2 separate regions of the Mus musculus genome follow, and region 2 is linked to region 1. The links are chromatin contacts, found by Hi-C or POLR2A ChIA-PET in ENCODE. All regions are on one chromosome and are shown on one strand. Each heading gives the region's core, a stretch centred on a gene start or an enhancer-like site at or near the end of the contact. The rest is flanking DNA. Distances are from core to core; before and after follow the strand shown. Region 1 holds the start of Rbbp7 (retinoblastoma binding protein 7, chromatin remodeling factor). Region 2 holds the start of Syap1 (synapse associated protein 1).

The links. A loop is a pair of places that touch in the nucleus more often than their neighbours do. ChIA-PET counts read pairs that join two places held with the same protein, here RNA polymerase II (POLR2A).
Region 2: a map of heart shows a loop between it and region 1 (2.8-fold over the local background). The contact joins the promoter of Syap1 here to the promoter of Rbbp7 in region 1. A Hi-C loop is called at or near these places in 1 of 37 maps with a recorded cell type or tissue (heart). POLR2A ChIA-PET finds 5 or more read pairs at or near these places in 1 of 5 experiments (embryonic stem cell).

The regions. Positions count from the first base shown.
Region 1 is chrX:162,758,780-162,761,747 of GRCm38, forward strand. It overlaps Rbbp7 (retinoblastoma binding protein 7, chromatin remodeling factor), which reads left to right and starts at 1,593. Exons shown (of 12, transcript NM_009031.3): 1 at 1,593-1,928; 2 at 2,796-2,940. The coding sequence starts at 1,913.
Region 2 is chrX:162,887,003-162,889,970 of GRCm38, forward strand. It overlaps Syap1 (synapse associated protein 1), which reads right to left and starts at 1,460. Exons shown (of 9, transcript NM_025932.2): 1 at 1,067-1,460. The coding sequence starts at 1,283.

The DNA.
Region 1 (2,968 bases), core at 343-2,842:
AGCAAAGCATGATTTTTTTCATTTCCAAGTGATTGAAAAAAAAAACACAGAGAGAGAATATTTTGTGACCTGTGAAAAGTACACAGAGTTCAGATTTCAGTGTCTATAGTTTTGCTGGAAGATGGCCAGGCTTATCCATATTTTCTATGGCTGTTGTGTTACAACACCGAAGGCTGCCTGACCCCTGTCAAAAAAAAAAAGTTTGACCACCAGTGTTCTAGAACTCGGAGGACCCATGCTACTCCACTCTTCTAACCGCCCCCCTCCCGCCTCCAGCCACCTCTTCAGCGTTAGTCACCAGCAAGATTCTTGGAGCTGACATGGAGGGAGGGCGTTATAATAATGAATTGTACCACATGGGAAAACAAGAGACCCAAGACAGTAAATTTCTATATAAGGGAACGTGACTGTTTCTGTCACATACTAGAGTAACGTCTGAGTTGGTTTCTCGATCAGAAAAGAGAGCATCCTCGAGGCCTCTGCATGGTTGCGTTTAAGCATGAAGGCACTTGGAAAGCTATCAAGGGAACAAATGTTCCGGGGGTGTTTCTGCAAGGAGAGCCTCTGAGTTTAGATGTAGACTGTGGTTCCCTTTAAGCGTAGGCGCCTGGGCCCCTCTGCTCTGGCCCTCTTTTTCTCCCTGGGATCATGTGGCTTTCTCTTCACCCCCCCCCCCAAGGCTAAAAAGCTTCAGAGAAATGCAGAGCTCAGGTATGCAGGCCTAGATTAGCCCAGCCCAGCTCTCTCCAGTTCAGCAGCCAGCTGCAGGGTCAAAATGGGACCCCTTCAGGTGACAAGAATGACTCAGCAGGGGCCTAGGCAGGAACTGAGATAGGGAAGCAGTGGCAGGCACAAAATCCCCTGCAGCAGCAGGAAGCTAAAGAACCAGTAGGTTAAGGACGCACAAAGGTGAACATACAAAAAGTCATTTAAGTCAACTTTCGACGAGGGGCGGATTGAAGGCCTGCGCCATCGCAGGCCTTAAATAAAGGTCTGCCCAGCTTCTGGGAGAAAAAAGAAAAACCCGCCCAAGGTCTCTCCTAAAGGTCCCTTTCGCTTATGACAAATGTCACCAGAGCTCGACTGGGCCCTCGATACAGTTGAATGGGGGAGCCTTTGAGGGGTGCAGAAAACTGCGTGGCCGTGATTATCTGGGAGACTTTGCGGGCAGTGTAATCTCTCGAGACCAGGAAACCATTTTCCTCACTGGCTCTGAGATTTTGCTTTGCTAAGGCGGCTGCAGCTTCCCTGCCCCCCTCGCACACCCCCGCCGCCGCCGCCGCCGCCGCGGCTGCTGCTTTAAGCAACCACGCCCCGCGGGCCCCAGGCTTCTTGGCCCTGGGGCTCGCAGCCCCCGCGCAGCCTGCACACCGCGCTCGCATCCGCCCCACCCCCGCGCGGGCCCAGCCGCCCCCGCGGCCAGCCTGGGGAGTGACGCCTCGCGCCTGCGCCTCGCCGACTTCCTGCCGCGGAACGCCCCACCCACTCTCGAGAAGCCCACCCCCGGAGAGCGCGTCAGACCCTCCCGTCGCACGCTATTGGTCCAAGCCGCCGAGCCGTTGGCTCCCAGGCCCGCCTCTTCTCCGCCTCTCCAATTTCCCAGGGCGGCTGCGCCTGCGCTCAGCTGCCTGGGCGGGCTGAGAGGCGCGGGTTGAAAAGTCTCGTTCCAAGTTTGGCGAGAGGGAGAGAGAGGAGAGCGGCTCAGACCTCGCTACCCGCCAGCGGGGAGGAGGCAGAAGAGGAGATCGCGGCGTCTGGGGGGAGAACCCAGACGGCCAGACCGAACTCAGGCTTTTCCGAGCGAGGACTGCGTGACGTGCCTGGGAGAGGCAAGGAGCGCCTGCCGGGCTGCTCTTGACTAGCGAGAGAGAAGTCCGAGGCGGCCAAGGGGGGCGAAACGACCCGACGCAAGATGGCGAGTAAAGAGAGTAAGGATGCCTGCCCTGTGGGGCGGGCGGGCGTGCGGGCGCCGGGACTCCGGGGGGCTGGCGGGCTCCCGAGGCCTCGGCACGCGCTGACGAAAGGCGCGAATTGGCGTGAGGAGCAGGGGGCGGGGCTGGGCGCGAGACTCGCCGCGCGCCTGCAAGGGGGCCTGCGCGACACGGGGCCTGGTCGCCGCCGAGGGCCGGGAGCATTTCCGGAGCCGGGCGCGGGGGCCGAGAGAGAGGCCCCCCTTCCCCCACCCCCACCCCCACCCCGCGGCCTAGCTCCCTCCGACGCCCTTGGCTCGGGGGCGCAGGCGCTCGCGGCCCGAGAAGTCAGCGGCGGGCGCGGATTCTTCCGTGCGCGTGGTCGTCGTCCGTCTGGGGTCGCGGCCCGTGTCCGTGTCGGGAGGGGGGGGAGGAGCTGGATCCCGCCGGACTATGGCTGCCGATCGTGGCTTGGTGGGGAGCTGGGGCCTCCTGCGAGGGTGGGGGGTGGAGGGAGCAGGCCTGTGGGCTGCTGCTGTTCCACGTGGATTGGATCTATTCGAGTGGGTCGGGGCACCGGTTTACAATGCGGATCATCGTAGAACAGGTGCGAGCGGCTATAAAAAGGCTGACGAGCTCGGTGGTAGGGCAATTAATGACCCAATTCGGGTAAGCGCCGGAATCCCGATCTTGGAAGTGGAGGCGAAAACGCTTCCTGATGTTGATCTTCTCACTTTGTGGGAGAGCAGTTCGTGTGAGCAGGATAGGTAAAAGGAAAGAATAGATAAGGTGTGGCCGTCTCGAGGTGACCTCCAGGATCCGTAGCCATGCCTTTGACTCCGAGCCTTCTCAGCCACTTAATTGTGGGCTTTCTCCAAATTTCAGTGTTTGAAGATACTGTGGAGGAGCGTGTCATCAACGAAGAGTATAAAATCTGGAAGAAGAATACACCGTTTCTGTATGACCTGGTTATGACCCATGCTCTTCAGTGGCCCAGTCTTACCGTTCAGTGGCTTCCTGAAGTGACTAAGTAAGGGTTTCTGCCAACTTCTATTTTG
Region 2 (2,968 bases), core at 210-2,709, 130 kb after region 1:
ATTTAGTAGATATTTTTGTTGCAATTCTCTTATGTTTACTTCTGCTTAGGGCCCACCTCCCCCCAAATCACATTCTTTAACTATGTAAGCCTGCCAAAGTCTCTCGAGAATTAATACAGCAGGTATTTATATTCTTAAGAACTACTGTTTGTTCAACTGGATAATAAAATTGGAAAGTGAAATCAGGTAGATTTTTGGCTCAAAATCTACTTGTACTACTATCAGTAAAACGCTGGACTTGTTTCCCCAACCCCTTGGGGATTGTGAATAGATGAAATGAGGGATTTATTATTCACCAAAGATCTAGCACTGGAACTTGAGTATAGCAGACAATTGGCACCTTCTTTCCCACCTTAAGGGAAAAAGGTCCTGCTGAAAGGGGAAAAGAAAAAAAAATACTGATCGCGAAGCGACAGGGAAGCAGAGGTGAGAGGATCAAGGTCATCCTTGACTTTATGGCAAGTTCGAAACCATCTAGGGCTGATTGAGACCCTGCTTCAAAAAAATCAAAAGAAGGCATGAATGACTATGGCTCGAGTAACTTTTTTTTTGGACAGGGTTTCTCTGTATAGCCCTGGCTGTCCTGGAACTCACTCTGTAGACCAGGCTGGCCTCGAACTCAGAAATCTGCCTGCCTCTGTCTCCTGAGTACTGGGATTAAAGGCGTGAGCCACCACCACGGCTCGAGTAACTTAACGAAGTTACTTTAGACAATACCTTTCAGTCCTTTCTTGGGACAAAAGGCATTTTTCTAAACCAATTCTAGCTGGGAGTCAGAGTTGGAGATTCAAATGAACGTTTTCAAGTTGAACAAACCGAATTCCTTGTCAAAACCCTGAAGACAGCAGCACACTGATCGCTTTCCGGCTTCCCAAGTTTACAAACTTTGCAGGAAAGCGACAAGTCCTTAGGCACGTCGAGGAGATGAAGTGACTGCTTGGTGAACTTTGGCGTTGTCCAGCTCCTTAGCCAACTAGCCCATGTCAGAGAGGACCGTCCCCCTCCTCGTACATCAACATCCCCGCGTCCCCTCCCAGTCCACTCTCAGGTCCCAGAGAGAACTCACTGCCAAGGCCTTTGGCCTGGTGGAGGAACTGTGGGTCCTCCGTCGGCGGCTGCTGCTGCTGCTCCTCAGTGGGCTCCACGGGCCGCTCGGGGCTCTCCTCAGAAGGCGCGGCTCCCGCGGACAGCTTGTCCCCGTCCCGGCTGGGAGGCTCTTCTCCCTCCGCCGCCGCCCCCTCGGGCGGCTTCAAGCCCAGCCAACTGCTCAACCCTCCGAACATCCCGCCCGCGGGGTCACCGCCGCCTCTGCCGCGGTCCCCTCGCCCAAGAGCCCTGGCACCCTTAACCACTGGCTGATCCGACTCCGCTGGTCTTCGAGGGAGACTGACCGGAACCGGAGACCTCCCGAAGCTTGGCCCACCCTCTCTGACGGCGGCTCAGCTGGCCGCGCATGCGTCATGTCCGGCTAAGGCTCCGCCCCCTCTGCATCGACTCCCCGCCTCCCCGCCTCCCCGCCTCCCCGCCTCCCCGCCTCCCCGCCTCCCCGCCTCCCCGCCTCCCCGCCTCCCCGCCTCCCCGCCTCCCCGCCTCCCCGCCTCCCCGCCTCCCCGCCTCCCCGCCTCCCCGCCTCCCCGCCTCCCCGCCTCCCCGCCTCCCCGCCTCCCCGCCTCCCCGCCTCCCCGCCTCCCCGCCTCCCCGCCTCCCCCTGCTTTTGGAAAAGAGGCTAAGGGCCAAAAGGGTTTTCTCCGCTGAGCTCTTCTTGCTCTCTACCCACTTTTCTATTTTCCCCAGCTTTGTTTTTTGTTTGTTTGTTTGTTTTGTTTTGTTTTTGGCTTTTTCAAGACAGGGTTTCTCTGTGTAGCCCTGGCTGTCCTGGAACTCACTTTGTAGACCAGGCTGTCCTCGAACTCAGAAATCCGCCTGCCTCTGCCTCCCAAGTGCTGGGATTAAAGGCGTGCGCCACCACGCCCGGCTTATTTTCCCCAGCTTTATAGGTGTGTGGTTGGCATCTTTGGGGGCTCTCCTACCTGGTCTCACTTTGTGATTACCTCGAGATGACAGCCTCCTTTTTTAGGGCCAGCTGGACCGGGTTACACCCCCACCCTTGGAAAAGGAGGCCTCAAGCCTCCTCCTGAGTTTAACCCAAAGCTGGGAGTAATGCATAGTGATTTAGGCCAGCCTGGGCTACCTAAGTTCTTGTGTCAAGAGCAGAACATTAAAAAAAAAAAAAAACCTAAAGGAAAAAAGGAAGGAAATCAGCTGAGCGTGGTGGCACATGCCTTTAATCCCAGCCCTCGGGAGGCAGAGGCAGGAGGATTTCTGAGTTCGAGGCCAGCCTGGTCCACAAAGTGAGTTCCAGGACAGCCAGAAAAACCCTGTCTCAAAATACCAAAAAAAAAAAAAAAAAAAAAAGAAAGAAAGAAAGAAAGGAAATTAATTGTAAGGAAGAAGTTGGGGTGGGGTACTTATAGATTAAAAATTGGTTTACAGTGGGTAGGTAAAATGGATTAGCAGGTAAAGGTACTTGCCACCAAGTTTGGCAACCTGAGTTTGATTCCTGGTACCTATCTGATAAAACTGACCCTTGCAGGTTCTCTGTCCTCTGATCTCTACACAGGCTCTGTGACTACCTATACCATAAATAAAATTTAAAGTATTTCACACAATAGCTTAGAGAACTTACTGGGACTGAAGCTCAGTCAGTGGTAGACTGCTAAAACACATGCCCAACACAGCAAATCATGCGCACACATATGGAATAGACCTGGCTGAATGGGGTGATACATGCTTGTATTCTCAGCATTCAGGAAGCTGAGGCAGGAGGATCTTGAGTTCAACACAAGCCAGAGCTACATGAGACCCTTTCCCAAACAACCAAATGAGTGGCACTTAGAATTTAAAACCCTGGTAGTTTACGTGCTCAGCCCTGATCTCCACATGGCAGAAGAAAATAGCCCACTCCTGA